Linked DNA regions of Homo sapiens: regions 1, 2, 3 and 4 are each linked to region 5. Evidence: chromatin contacts called from ENCODE Hi-C or POLR2A ChIA-PET data. All regions are on one chromosome and are shown on one strand. The core of a region is the stretch at or near the end of the contact, and the rest is flanking DNA. Distances in the headings are between cores, read along the strand shown. Region 1 overlaps MANBA (mannosidase beta). Region 2 overlaps DAPP1 (dual adaptor of phosphotyrosine and 3-phosphoinositides 1). Region 3 holds the start of UBE2D3-AS1 (UBE2D3 antisense RNA 1). Region 4 holds the start of LAMTOR3 (late endosomal/lysosomal adaptor, MAPK and MTOR activator 3). Region 5 has its middle 140 kb from the start of LINC01218.

The links. A loop is a pair of places that touch in the nucleus more often than their neighbours do. ChIA-PET counts read pairs that join two places held with the same protein, here RNA polymerase II (POLR2A). Pooled maps may share reads with other maps.
Region 1: a loop to region 5 is called in a map with no recorded cell type, with 9 times the contacts of the local background. The contact joins two enhancer-like sites. A Hi-C loop is called at or near these places in 4 of 37 single-sample maps with no recorded cell type and 4 of 50 pooled maps.
Region 2: a map with no recorded cell type shows a loop between it and region 5 (18-fold over the local background). The contact joins two enhancer-like sites. A Hi-C loop is called at or near these places in 28 of 37 single-sample maps with no recorded cell type and 13 of 50 pooled maps.
Region 3: a map of naive thymus-derived CD4-positive, alpha-beta T cell shows a loop between it and region 5 (6-fold over the local background). The contact joins the promoter of UBE2D3-AS1 here to the enhancer-like site in region 5. A Hi-C loop is called at or near these places in 1 of 168 maps with a recorded cell type or tissue (naive thymus-derived CD4-positive, alpha-beta T cell), 9 of 37 single-sample maps with no recorded cell type and 10 of 50 pooled maps. POLR2A ChIA-PET finds 5 or more read pairs at or near these places in 1 of 52 experiments (GM12878).
Region 4: a pooled map shows a loop between it and region 5 (4-fold over the local background). The contact joins the promoter of LAMTOR3 here to the enhancer-like site in region 5. A Hi-C loop is called at or near these places in 2 of 50 pooled maps.

What each region holds. Positions count from the first base shown.
Region 1 is chr4:102,686,158-102,688,994 of GRCh38, reverse strand. All of the region lies in intron 7 of MANBA (mannosidase beta), which reads left to right. Among named protein-coding and RNA genes, the nearest start is that of MANBA, 73 kb to the left of the region's middle. RefSeq lists an enhancer at 1,236-1,285. Within about 2 kb of position 1,499, at least 6 of the 41 ENCODE cell types and tissues checked have a DNase peak (open chromatin) inside an H3K27ac peak, as active enhancers do.
Region 2 is chr4:99,846,238-99,849,005 of GRCh38, reverse strand. All of the region lies in intron 3 of DAPP1 (dual adaptor of phosphotyrosine and 3-phosphoinositides 1), which reads right to left. Among named protein-coding and RNA genes, the nearest start is that of DAPP1, 31 kb to the right of the region's middle. Within about 2 kb of position 1,470, at least 6 of the 41 ENCODE cell types and tissues checked have a DNase peak (open chromatin) inside an H3K27ac peak, as active enhancers do.
Region 3 is chr4:102,826,547-102,829,537 of GRCh38, reverse strand. It overlaps UBE2D3-AS1 (UBE2D3 antisense RNA 1), which reads right to left and starts at 1,483. Exons shown (of 2, transcript NR_131186.1): 1 at 1,353-1,483. It overlaps UBE2D3 (ubiquitin conjugating enzyme E2 D3), which reads left to right and starts at 1,987. Exons shown (of 8, transcript NM_181891.3): 1 at 1,987-2,111; 2 at 2,902-2,991. RefSeq lists enhancers at 87-166, 207-266, 1,435-1,996, 1,668-2,057, 1,997-2,558 and silencers at 2,108-2,237, 2,258-2,307.
Region 4 is chr4:99,892,975-99,895,694 of GRCh38, reverse strand. It overlaps LAMTOR3 (late endosomal/lysosomal adaptor, MAPK and MTOR activator 3), which reads left to right and starts at 1,268. Exons shown (of 7, transcript NM_021970.4): 1 at 1,268-1,360; 2 at 1,695-1,740. The coding sequence starts at 1,732. RefSeq lists a silencer at 1,080-1,169.
Region 5 is chr4:101,018,805-101,021,504 of GRCh38, reverse strand. No RefSeq gene overlaps it. Among named protein-coding and RNA genes, the nearest start is that of LINC01218, 140 kb to the right of the region's middle. Within about 2 kb of position 1,429, at least 12 of the 41 ENCODE cell types and tissues checked have a DNase peak (open chromatin) inside an H3K27ac peak, as active enhancers do; they include GM12878, where a contact is called at or near this core.

The DNA.
Region 1 (2,837 bases), core at 250-2,749, 1.7 Mb before region 5:
TACCTTATATCAAAATAATACATGTGTAATTTTAAAACTCAAATATTACTAGTAAGTTTATATGAAAAATAAGACCTCTTGCCCATCACTTCCTATTCTTACTTCCTACTCCCCAGAACCAACCATTTTTAACTTTTATTTATTTCCTCTGACATTCTTCTTCATTTTTCTGAATAAGGTGCTTCTACTGGTGTTTTCTGATTTTTCAGTTTTACCCATTTTAGGATATAGCACTAGGAATTGGAAAGAACTGCACTTTGTTATTTATTAGCTATAGGCTACTTACTTAATCTCAAAATATGTAAAATAGGGACAATAAGAACGAGATGGCTTGGATCTGGCTTATAAGAGTCATGGCATATAGTTAGTAGAAATGGTATTAACCCTCTTCAAAGATCTCCTCCTCTCCCAGACACCAGCTTCGGTGTTTACAGTTGGCTGGTGTCACCTCTTACATTTGGTATTTCCTCTCCTGTGGGCCAGACAACATGCTAAGGATGGAGATATGTCCTTCAGGAGTGCATTTTCTGTTTTTCTTTTGTTCAATCATGCTGTGTATTTTCTGAGACACTGTGAATGTGTGTGTGTGTGTGTGTGTGTGTGTGTGTAAGGGGGGAGGGGAGAGAGAGAAAGAGTGTGTATGTGTGTGTGAGAGGGGAAGAGAGTGTATGTGTGTTTGTGTGTGTGTGTGTGTGTGTGCGCGCGCACGCACACATGCACAGAGTTATGTACAGGGAGAACATCCTGGACCCGTCTTAAGGGCCAAAGCATTCACTCTTGTCGTACCCCTCTTGGCTGAGAGGATGTGTGCTGTCTCACACAGTGAGTTTGTTGTGTGTTGTTTTCATGAAAATGTAAAAAATAATGAGTCATTCCAACTTACTACAGAGAAAGAAGAGGAACTTCTGTCTTTTTCTAAGGGAAATAATTCTTTTACATTCAGGCTAATATGACTGTATTATTGTTCATTACACATAAAGATGCCAGCCTTTGAATCGAGCAGCAACAGGAGTTTGCTTTAAGGAGGATGTTTAACTGCCCCACACCTTGAGTTAATGCATGTGTGTGAAATGTGCTCTTTGGCTGTGGCTGCCGTAGAGTTGCTATTTTTTGAGGCTGATTCATTCAGTAAATACTTAGGGCACACCTACTGTGTTTTGGCTATTTTGCTAGGTGCTGGTGATAGAGCTGTGACTAAGACACTGTTTCTGTTTCTCTCTGAGACCTTAGTAGAACTAATGATCTGATTGGGAAGTTCAATCATTAAATGAGCCATTGGAATATATTAGCACTCTAGAGATGTAGAGAGTGCCATGGAAGTGCAGAGCAGGGGCATTCTGGGAAGATTCCCAGAGCCTGTGTCCTGAGGGATAAGTAGAATTTGGCCAAGTAATGTAGCAAAGAGGCGGAGGGAAAAGAACGTGAAGGCCCAAGGACTAGAAAGGATGTTGTGTGTTTGCAGAAGTGAAAGAAATTTCAATGCAGTTGTGGTTGAGTTTGAAGTTGAAGAACAAGAGATGGTGTTGTAAAAGTAGCTAGGACAAAGTCCTGCAGGGCCTAGTGAGCCACGTGAAGGAAGAAGCACTGTCCTGAGTGCTGCCAGGATTCTTGGAAGGATTTTAAGGAGGGGGTAAGGATTATATGCATATTTTACAAAGATTGTGTAGATCAGATTGGAAGGATGGCAAGAGTAGGGGACCAGTTAGAAGACTGTGGTGGTGATTCAGACAAAAAATGAGGATTGGTTGGTCTACAGAACTGCTGAGGAAATAAATCTGAAAGAGATTTAGGATATAACCTCAGCAGGCTTGATGATGTGGGGGTGGGAAAAAAGAAGGAGTTAGGAATGGTTCCTCAGCTGCTGGTTTGGGCTGCTGAACAGGCAGCCTCTGAACAGGCAGGGCAACTCTGTTCATTGAGTTACATTACTCAGAAAGAAGAGAAGGTTTGGGGGAAGGGGTTGGGTGGAAATTATTTCAGTGTTAGATGTGTTTTGTGTGGGGTGATTGAGAGACACCCAAGGAATAATATTTGATAGGTGTTTCATTAGATAGATCTTAAGCTTAGGGATTGCATGTGGGTTAAGGATATAGATGTGTAAGTTAGCAGAATGTAGATAATTGTAGCCATGGTAGCGGATGAAATACCTCAGGGATGGCACAGAGAAAAGAGCTAGGACAGAACCCCAGGCAGTCATAATTAGTAAGGTTGGGGTTTGGGGAGAAGCCAGTAGAAGAATCTAAGAAGGAATGGTTGACGAGGTGGAGGGAAAACCAATTTGAGTGGGGAGTCACAGAAACCAGAGGGAAAGAGTGTTTTAAGAAGCAAAGAATGTTCAGAGTGTTGAATGCTGCAAGGGAGTTCAAGTTAGAAAAGAATTGAGAAAGATTCTTTAGATTTGGTGGCAAGGAGATTACTGGTCACCTTGATCAGCATGGAAATCAAATTGTAGTGGGTTGAGGAATGACTCAAGGTATGGAAGTAAAGACGGTGAATATAGGCAACTCTTCTGAAAGCGTCTGATTGGAAACTATGCTTAGACCAGGTGGTAATGGTGGCCAGTTGGGATCAGATTGGCTTCACATAGGCAACTGAACAAATAAGTAAATATATTGAAGTGGTGGAAGCCAGCCTTTTCATGAATGGAGAAAGGTGGTATCAACATAGAAGGGGGGAAAGCTACAGTGGATTCAAATTGGAGCTAATAGTATGAAGTTATGATTTTCAGTATGTGTAGACAGAGAAATAAATGTCTTTGTAAATGCATGTGTATGTGTGGGTAGACACACACACACACACACACATTTCCTAGTTCTTTTCACACATTTCCTAATCCT
Region 2 (2,768 bases), core at 221-2,720, 1.2 Mb after region 5:
TTGCCCAAGGAAGAGCCAATATACAGACTTCTTGGCATGGCTGTGAGGCTTAATGATTTCCCCTTCTGCAGAGATTGTACCTCCCAGTATACAGAGATAGGTTCCCTATAACCATGTTATACCTCCAGACCTGGCCCGGCCCTCGAATACCTGACCTGGTCACACTAATTGGATTCACTTCTTGGGGATCCACTTAATTGCTTCTCTAGAGAGAAGGTCCACCAACTCAATTTCTGAACTACATGAAGTAGACTATTGTTTCCTGCCTTTGACATGAAACCTGGTTTCAGAAAGGCTGAGCGGAGGTACACTTCTGAGACGATCAGAGATGAATCAAGACAGACACATCAATTGACTGAAAGCCTCAGACTTGCCATGATTACTAAGCAGATTCCTTGTTGTCTCTTGGTTGTTCAACTTGCCCTTAAATTCTGGGAGGGTATATTGTTAATATCCTTTTAAAAAATTCTGCTCCTGGGCAGGGCGCGGTGGCCCATGCCTGTAATCCCAGCACTTTGGGAGGCCGAGGCATACGGATCACAAGGTCAGGAGATGGAGACCATCCTGGCTAACACGGTGAAACCCCGTCTTTACTAAAAAAAATACAAAAATTAGCCAGGCGTGGTGGCATGCGTCTGTAGTCCCAGCTACTTGGGAGGCTGAAGCAGGAGAATCCCTTTAACCCGGGAGGCGGAGGTTGCAGTGAGCCGAGATCGTGCCACTGCACTCCAGCCTGGGCAACAGAGTGAGACCCCATCACAAAAAAAAAAAAAAATTCTGCTCCTGTTCCCTGTTCTTGTACCCTACTCACTTAAAAACAAAATCAAAAACAAGACCAAAAAAACCCAGCTAGCCAGAGCTGGTTTCTGTCATTTCCAATCAAAAGAAACTTATCAGCCGGGCGCGGTGGCTCATGCCTGTAATCCCAGCACTTTTGGAGGCCGAGGGGGCGGATCATGAGGTCAGGAGATCAAGACCATCCTGGCCAACATGATGAAACCCCGTCTCTACTACAAATACAAAAATTAGCCGGGCATGGTGGCGCATGCCTGTAATCCCAGCTACTCGGGAGGCTGAGACAGGAGAATCGCTTGAACCAGGGAGTCAGAGGTTGCAGTGAGCCGAGATGGCGCCACTGTACTCCAGCCTGGCAACAGAGTGAGACTCTGTCTCAAAACAAACAAACAAACAAACAAACAAACAAACTTATCTACTGTCGCTACCACAGACTCTTAATACTTTGCCTCCAAGGTCCAAGTTAGTGCCTCAGCTCGGGAAGAAAGGGACCCTGGGTTACTGAGATTCAGACCAAATGAACTCCAGGACTCAGCTGGGAGATTTAGAAAAAGGCAACAGGAGGCAGGGGTAGCAGAGCAAGAAGAATGAGGAAGACCAGTAACCACAGGCCTTGGAAACTTGGCTATAAGTTTCACTTCAGTTTCTGAACTACGTAAAGGTGACTATTGTTTCCTGCCTTTGACATGAAACCTGGTTTCAGCCATGCTTAGCGGAGGTATGTTTTTGAGATGATCAGAGCTGGACCAAGGCAGGCATTTCCATTTACTTTGACTGAATGGTAACTTACAGTTATGTGTAAGAGTTACATATATAACTGTATGCAATAATATGAAATTGCATTGAAGGACCCTTTATCTTGTATTCCAGCAGGAACTCAGAAAGAGAGTAAGAACAGTCTCAATTCTTAGGCATTGGTTTGGTATCTGAAATAGAGTGTAGCACAGGGTACACAAAACTCCTAAAGAAAAACTTTTGTTTAGAGTATTTATTTTATGCAGTGAGGTCAGTGCTTATTCATCAGGTACCCCAGCTAGCCTGTAAGGTGTTTGAAGGCAAGAATAATATCTGATTTATCTTTCTATGTTATCAGTGGCTCACAGGGCCATTTCACTCAAAACATTTTGTTGAATTAAATTAAAATCAGATCATGTCCATCCGTGTTTCATTACTGCCCTCAGGTTCAGAAAATAAGCTCTGCAACTGGCATAATGAGTTCCTCTCTCCCCTCCTTCCAATGAGAAGTAGATTTCTTGGGGTTGGTGGGAGAGAATAGGGTTATTCAAGATCTTTTTCCTTCCTTCTTTGCCACCTGCTCTGCAAATGGACTTTAAGCCTTGTTCATTTACATGTGAAGGGGTTTTAATATTTAATTTCCAGTCTCATAGGGTGAAGTGCACTGAACTAGGAGAGACATACCAGTTAGTCAGTGTAGGAGAAAATTCTGTTCAAATATCCAAGTCAAGTCACTATTTTTGGAGTGCTCACTTGATTCTACCACTTATATGAGTCCACTATGGAACTAGATTAAAGTTTGAAGAGGACATCACAAACATTTGATAAATGCAAATTCAATTGTCCCTAAACTAATTCTTTATTATTTATCAAAGAACGTACAGCTTTTGCATAGAATCTGATGGAATTAATAACCATAAAAGCATTTTATTAAATATGAATAATAATTATTGAATACTTATACTATGCTAAGAATCATTCCAAATGTCCTATGTGCCTAATTTCATTCAATCTTCACAATAAGTCATTAAAGTATGAGCTACTACCATCTAATCAGTTTCATAAGATGATGAAACTGAAGCTCAGAGAGATTATTTAACTTACCTGAGGAGACACACAGAGCCGGCAAATGGCAGAGGCTGGAGTTGAAACTTAGAATTTGTGTGTTTACTCATTATACCATAATTATTCTCAGCCTCAATCTAGTCACCATGGAAACTTCTAGGGCATGTGAAATA
Region 3 (2,991 bases), core at 234-2,733, 1.8 Mb before region 5:
CAATCACCCTGTGAGAAAGGACAGTCATTATTACTTACTTTAGCGGTGAAGAAACGGGGTTAGAAGATAACTAACCAGGCCAATATCAAGCAAATGGGAAGCAATAACTAATCTGGGTTCCTCCCTCCATCTTCATGCCTAGTCCTGTGCTTTTAGTATATCTGGCTAGCTATGAGAGAGAACACAGATTATTCAGGGAGGAGGGAGGGGCCAGAGGTGTTACTGAGGTGAGCCTCATGAGCAGTTAGGCCATGAGGTAAGCACTTCAGTGCTTTGCTACTCACGGGGTGGTTCAGACGAGAAAAATCTGTATCACCTGGGAGCTAGTTAGAAATGTAGGCTCTCAGGCTCCACCACTGCCCTACCAAATCAAAGTCGCATTTTCAACAAAACCCCAGGTGGTTCCTATGGACACTAGTTTGAGAAGCACTGCTTCACTAGTGACACTACATGGTCACTTGAACAGTATACATTAGACTACTTATATTCATCATTGTTGACGTGTTAAGTTTTTATTAGGTAAAACTTTCTGCAACAGTTTTCAAATTAAGTGTATTTTTAAAACAAGTTTATTTTTCCAAGTAATTGAAGATCTCCACTTCGGTAACTGGGGTCATTAAGGAATGTTAAAAAACCTTAAGCTGGTCAGTGCTTACCCACTTTTAAATTCCTCATAAAAATTAAGGTCTTTCTTTTGCCTGAAGGATACACTAGAGAGCATAACTGCCGTCTCCATACTTTAAACCCTTGACTAAAACAGGCCAATCCTACTGAGGTAAATCCCACCTCCCAACTTGGATATTTCAGGAAGTATTGTATTGTTTTTCTGACTCTAAACTCTACCTAATTAACTAATTAGTCTCAACACTTTCTGGCTCAAGAACTGAAACACAGCAACAGAAGCTAAAGTTTGAGAATTTAAGCTTGTTCCCACATCTACACCTTGGCGGACGGCAGCGACTGATTACGGAGACCAGTGAAAACCCTGCCCCTAACTCTCTCTGTCCTAGCCCCATCCACTCAATTGAGCTTGACTCAGCCTGCTCCCTGCTGTTCTCAGTATTGCTCCCTTAGGGTCAGACGTGCACTAGACTTCAGCACGTGGGAGCGCTGATGAGCGGCCAACCTGGGTCTATTTAAAACTACTATTCCCATCTCGAGGGGCGCCTCCTCCCACAGCATAACCAGCCCAGGAGGGCAGGCGAGTAAATACTGCTCACCTGCTCCACCGGAAACCTCAAAATCCCGGCCCGAGCTAGACTAAAGGTATCTGGTAATTAATCCTTGGCACCTCCCACCACACGCTCCTGATTGGGCGCGTGAGACAAGGCTGTGTCTGCGCGCGCTCTTACCAGTCTGGGGAATTCCATTTCCTCTACCAACCACCGGCATAAGCATTCAGGGGCGTTGCTTTCCTGGCAGTGGCCCGCCCCAGTTCGAGCCGGTGCCTTACTGCGTCTCGCGAGAACTTATGCATTTTGGAGGCGGAACCCCGTCAGGAAAAGCGCACAAAACTGCTCTTAAGTCATTGCAGAGCTACCGCTTCGGTTAGCCAGCCACGAAGTTCTCGCGAGAGTCGTCTCCTCGATACCAAGTGAGGAAACTGGGGGACGCTGTGGGGAGGGGCGTGGGGCTGGATCGCGCAGCGGCTGCTTCCTTTACCTTCCTCCCATGGTCTCCTTCCGGTTCTCGATGCTTCTCTGAGCCTAAGGGTTTCCGCCACTCGTTCACCCTCCCCCCAGCTCATGATCCTCCTCCCTCCCCCGCCCTCCTGGTCCAATCTCCGATCTGTTTAGTAAGAAGGTGCTGTTCCGAGAAGAAGGAAAAGGGCTTGACACGTATTCACTCGGCCCCGGACGTGGGAAGCAAGCCGTCTGGCTTCGGCCTCACATCGGTCTTGTGCTCGGGACGGCGGCGTTGGCGGACTGATCCGCGGCGGTGAAGAGGCAGGAGGAGGGGGAGGGGCGGAGCGTGGCAGCTGGCAGTAGTTCCGTCAGAGCGGACATCTTGTGGCTGTGTCGTGCGCGTGAGCCCCGTAGGGCCGGGGAGGCACCAGCTGCCGCGCGGGGAGGAGGCCGAGGCCGCAGCTTGAGGGAGGCCCCGGCCCCTCTGTACGCGTGGGTGTGGACGGCTAGGGCAGGGAAGGGAGGCCGGCCCAGTGGCCGGCCGGGTAAGAGGGGCAGTGCGGGACCTGGGCGGCTTGAGCGGCCAGCCTATTGGGTGCGGTGGGTTAGGGTGGGAAGGTTGGGGAAGCCGCGGCCTCTCCTGCTGGAGGAGGAGGGGGAATGGGCGCGTCCTCGCGCCTAAGCCGGAGCCTCAGGGACAGCGCGGGCGCGTGGTGGAGGTGGCTGGGCGGGCGCGCGCGGGAGCGCGCTGGAAGGCGGAGTGAGTGTACGGTGGCGTCAGGGGTGACACAGAATAGCTCGCTGCGAGGATAGCAATACACATCAAGTCTCCCTTCCTTTATTTCCTTCCTTTTCCCGGCCGCACCTTTGGACAGAAACCGAAAGCAGCCCGGCGTCCGTCCGGAGTCTTATGCTTCCCCCTCCCCCCTTGCCTTTCTTTGCCCTAGTGACGCCGGTATAGCGCCGACTAGGCCCCGGCTCCTCCTCTGCTGGGCTCCGGACCCTGCCCCGCACCCACCCCTTTCTCCTACGCCTCTTCCTCTCCCACCCGGGTCTCTTCCTTTCTAGAGGCCGGGAAGTTAAACTTGTAGCCACCACCTCCGCTCTTCCCGTCACCCTCGCCCCCACTTCGGGCCGAAAGCACGGTACAGAGGCTGTTGGTGGCTTTGCCACGCCACCCCACCCACCCCGGATCGCGGCTGTCTTAAGGGACCTGGATTCATCAGGGGCTCTTCGGGGCCTGTGCGAGTGCTGATCTGCTCCGTTTTTGCAAAAGGCGCCTGTGTCTGGCAGAGCTGGTGTGAGACGAGACAATCCTGCCCCGCCGCCGGGATAATCAAGAGTTTTGGCCGGACCTTTGAGCATA
Region 4 (2,720 bases), core at 19-2,518, 1.1 Mb after region 5:
GGAGTTAAATGATGTGATTTGGGTCTTTAGAACATCATTTTTGTTGCTGTGTGGAGACTGGAGGGCAAAAGAGAATGTAAGAAGAATAGGAGGTTGTTGTCAAAAGAGAGATGATCATGGCTTGGAGTAGGGTAGGAATATAGATAGGTGAATAGTTTTCAAAGATAGGAGGTAGAATCAACAGAACTCTGATTAGATTTGTGACATATGGAAGCAGCAATTGAAAACCAGGCTAAAGTTTTCTGAAAATTTGGCTATGAAAGGGAGTAGAGGAAAAACAGTGTGGTAGCTGAAAGAGGATGCGATTTCTAAAGAAGCTTTTCTTTTGAGGGTCTCGCTCTGTCACACAAGCTGGAGTTCAGTGGGGCGATCACCACTCGATGCAGCCTCAAACCCTGGGCTCAAGGGATCCTCCTGCCTCAGCCTCCCGAGTACCTGGTGCACGCCACGTTCGGATAATTCTTAATTATTATTATTATTTGTAGAGATGGGGTCCTATCTTGCCAGGCTGCTGTGGAACTCCTGGGCTCAAAGGATCGTCCCGCCTCGGACTCCCAAAGTGCTGCGACTACAGGCGTCAGCCACCGCACCCGGAAAGCCTTTTATTTTTTTCAATTATTATTTATTACATGAGACCTTACTAATTTTTAAAAATTCTGATGTAAAAGGGAACATAGAAGGTGCCCGTAATCAGTGTCTGCATGTTAAAAGTAGACGCTTGAAGTGCTCCAGAAAACCCATGGCTCCTCCCCATTCAATCTAGGTAAGGCCTTCAGTAAAGAGCACCCATGGGGAAGTCACAAGAGCCTAGGAAACAGGTCAGAAACCTGTGGACCTGGTACTTCCAATCACAGGCAATCTGGTGCTTGCTCTTCAGCTCATCACACCATCCCCTCAAATTTCTTCATCTACAAGAAAAGGTTTTAAGATAACAGACCCTGCAAAACTAATGACATTTATACACCCTCTCTGCACAAGAATGTCTTGTAACACATAACCTTGCTTGCATTTTCTGGGTTCCTTAGGGTCCAGCGATCTCGTACAAATCTACCCCACAGCTGACTTCCTTCGGCCCGTGACACAAGGCGCAGGCGCAAGACGCGGCCCGCGGTGGGCGGGGGAGGGGCGGGGCGCGTGCGGGGCGGGGGGGAGGGGAGGGGCGCGGCCGCCGGACGCGCCCTCGCAGCTTCCGCCGGGCCCCTCCGGAAATCCCGTATCGTAGGGCGACGGCGGCTTAGAAAGTGCTTCCTGGAGCGCAGACGAGGTCATGAATCATGTGACGGTGGCTTGAGGAGGAACCTGTCTTTAAAGCTGTCCCTGAAGTGACAGCGGAGAGAACCAGGCAGCCCAGAAACCCCAGGTAACTGGCGCTACTTTGCCTGGTTTTGAGGCCTAGTCCCGCAGGTGGCGCGGGTGGTGAGATTAAACAGAAGGAGAGGACCCTCTCTTCTTTTCTTTGGGCCTAGCTCTTTGGGGTGGAGGGGCAGGGATGGGGTGGGCTGAGGTAAGGTGTGCCAGCTGAGTACCTGTGGGGGTGCTGGGGCACTCCGACTCCCACTGGGCTCGCTGGGCCAAGCCCTAGAACCGCGGGGGTTTTACCTGGTTCTGACCAGGGCTGATCTCGCGTATTAAGTTGTGGGTGGGGAGGACGAGGAAGCCAAAGAGGGAAGAGTCACCGGGAGTTTCTCTTCCAGGCGTGGAGATTGATCCTGCGAGAGAAGGGGGTTCATCATGGCGGATGTGAGTGACACCCCTACATAAGAGGAAGGGGAGAGTGGGGAATTTTGAGGGGCATACTGAGCGGGGAGAGGTAGAACTTCCCAAACAGAAATTTGTTTTGATCCTCCCAGCCCCACCCATCCCAGTTAATTATTTTCTCTGATATCTGAAGTGGGAGACTAATATGAATGAATTTGCAGGATCCTGAGTTTCTGCCTCGAATGGGGGTGTAGGACACTAAGGTGCTTGAGACTGAGAAAATTAGGTTCTCCCTACTCCCCAGTCCAGCTGGGGCATAAGAGAGGCTCTGTATATTTACCATTTGAAATTCTGAATGATGGTTTGCTGCTTTTCCTGTCAGAATTTGGTCAGTAGGACATGTACCCACAATACTTTTTTCCAGTAAGTGATAACAATATCTCATTTGGTTTATTGTAGCAATTTACGATGATTTCTAACCCATGCCTCTTTAGAAACATGGTAACGTGTGTGTGTGTGTGTGTAGGAGGATAAAATGATCAGTCGGGTTTGGAGAATAGTAAGTGCTGGATGCTCAAAACAAGAGATACCTGATTAATCCATGTGAGGTCAAAATTGATACCTAAATTGTCAGTGAAATTCCTGGGATAAGAGAGTGTAATGAGACAAAATAAGATAGTCTTCTGGCCAATGCGGTTGCTTAGTCTGTAATCTCAGCACTTTGGGAGGCCGAGATGGAAGGATCACTTGAGGCCGGGAGTTCAAGATCAGCCTGGGCAACATAGCAAGACCCCGTTCTACAAAAAGAAATTTAAAAATCAGCCAGGCGCATTGATACCTCTGTAGTCACAGCTATGCTGGAAGTGAGGCGAGACGATTGCTTGAGCCCAGAAGTTGGAAGTTGCAGTGAGCCCCAGCTTAGAAAAATAAAATAGTCTTCTACTTCTTTAGTCTTAACTGTGTTTCGTGTTAAACACTTGACACACATTGTCATTTATTTTATATTCTGTAACACTGGGCTG
Region 5 (2,700 bases), core at 180-2,679:
AATATTAGCTTAGAACAAAGTTGACTTAAACTTCTCCCCTAAGGCATTTTTGTCATGTTATATTTTCAAATCTTTTTATACCAATTGCTGGAAACATTTAGGCTTCTCAACAACTCCAGGTTGTCTGCAGGACTGTCCTGCAGAGAGTCTTACAAGGTGGCATGTAAGTGTATTCACGATCTGATTCCTGCCAATCTCATCTACCCCAAACTTGACCCTGAGCTTCGGCCATAGTGGACTTCTCACAATGTTCGGAAGACACCAGGCTTCCTCAATTCTCTGGGTCTGTATTCATGCATCTTCTATGTGCAGATTTCAGATGTGTCTTAAATACTGGAATGAGTCATTTCCTCCTCTCTAAGCACACAGTATCCTGTACTACCTCCGTTTTGACACTTAATCCACTGCATGTAATTGTTTATTGTCTGTCTGGCACTGCAGTGAGCATTGTTGCTATCTTTGCATTCTTAGGATGAAACACTGCCTGGCATAGTGTTTCTTGGAAGAAGGGGAGGTAGGGAAGGAGAAATAAAATATTTTTTGGCATGACCTTATGGTGTGGGCACTCCCAGATTCCAAATGGCAAACCATTATTGAAGAGCAGCTGAAACACTTACCCCAGTTCAATGTTACCTGTTCTTTCTCGTAAGAATTTCCTGGTCCCCAAAGGTCTGGAGTGGAGCCTACATTTTAATAAGCATCCACCAAAATTCTTGTGGATCAGACAAGTTTGAGAAACCTAGTCCAATTTATTTCTAAAGCTAACTTAAATTTCAGTTCTATATTTTTATTTCTACAGATTTTCTAGCACAGGCAAATATTTTACTGCTTAACACGGCTGTTACACAAGATTATGTATGATTAATTTAATTTTCATTTATAGTTGTTTAATGGATATGAATTTACACAAAAATGTGGGAATTATTTAAGTATGTAATACAACATTCACAACTGAAAAGGTTATGAGAAGAAAGCGGTGGTTTTGTTGTTGTTGTTGTTGTTTTAGTGTATTAGACTTCACCCAGAAAAAGGAGATAAGTGGTGGTGGAGTATCTGGAGATTCCTGGTGAAGAATCAATGAAAAAAGTTGCCTGTGCCTTGAAGAGAATGGAATGCTTTCATATTGAAAAGATTGCTTATTTCACACCACCCTACCTTACCATAACAACCACACCCATTATCACCATCAGCTTGCCAGAATTTGCTCACAAAATGCCTTTTGAATATATATTCAACACTGTTTACCTTCCGGAAGTTTTACCATGAGTCATTCCTTTGAGTTCAAAACACCTTCTCTAAAAATCTTTTTTTTTTTTTTTTAAGATACAAATCAGAGAAGGAAACCACCAACCTTTGTCAGCTATTAACATCTTAGTAAAATTTAACTCATATGTTTCTGACAGGGCTAGTCACAGACTAATAAAGATAGCTGTGTTTATAGAGAAGGGAAGGCCACAGCTGGAGAATGTGAGAGTGCTTGGGGAGAGGACTACCACCTGATCAACTGGGTGCATTATTGTGTAGCTATTTCTACTAGGCCTGTGGCAGAGAAAGGAGTACAGTGAAATTCAAGACAAAAATCTAGTCTCTCACAATATGCAGTGGCAGTGAAAATAAATCAATGTGTGTGCCACATGTACTCACTTCTGTATAGGGTTCTTGACACCAGTCCTGGCCTACAGTTAGGCCTGGGTTGGAATTTTTATAGCTCTGATACTTATTAGATGTCTGTGTGAACTTGAGAAACTAAGCTTCTTTAAATCTCATTTTCTCCCTGGTGATATGAAGGCAATGACAGTAATTAGTTCATAAGCTTTTCACGGGTTTCAAAAGGGATGATGCAAATAAAGTAGTAGGCATGGTGCCTGGCAGAAAGTAGGCACTCAGTAAACTTCAGTTATTGTTGTATTCAGCAGCATGCAGAGTCAAATGAGTGCTTCAGATATTCCGTAGGTGAAGATTGTGTATGCGTGTGTGAGCACCTGTGAGTGTGGTGGGCGGCTGAGAAGGTAGGTGTAGTCAGAAAAACCTAGGCAAAGCTGACTTGGTTGGAATCTTCCTACCTAGAGGAAAGCTGGAGAGGCTGCAGAGGGGGCAGGCATAGAGGGGGCTCCAGTGTGAGAGGAAAAAGTGAGAGCAGAGGAAAAGATCCAGAAAAATAGTGATATGTTGACCACTTGGTGAAAGCAAAGGAGGGGTGGGGCACAAAAAGTGATGAGAATGAGAAGCTAAGATGGAGCCAAATCAGTGTTTGTATCAGGAGGTATTTCGGCTGCAAGTAACAAAATACCTAACTGGGTTCAAACCACAGAGACATTTACAATTCCCAGACAAGGACATCTGCGACTTCGAGGACCCAAGGTTAGTTTGGTGGCTCAACAGCATCACTAAGGACTGAGGCTGTTTCTATCCTTCTCACACTATTCTTCTATTGGCTTCCGTCCTTGTGGTTGCAAGGATGGTCACAGCTCCTGGCATCACTTCCTCATGCAACACTGTTTCACTACTGGAAAATACTACCAAAGTAGCCTATAAATAAGACGAAACTGAATTCATTGCTTACCACAGTAATGTAACCACTACCTTGACAGAGGCATAGTAAATCTAGATGGGGAGGACAAAAGAATAATACTTATGATATATTTCTTTCTTTTTCTTTTTCTTTTTTTTTTTTTTTTTTTGAGATGGAGTCTCACTCTG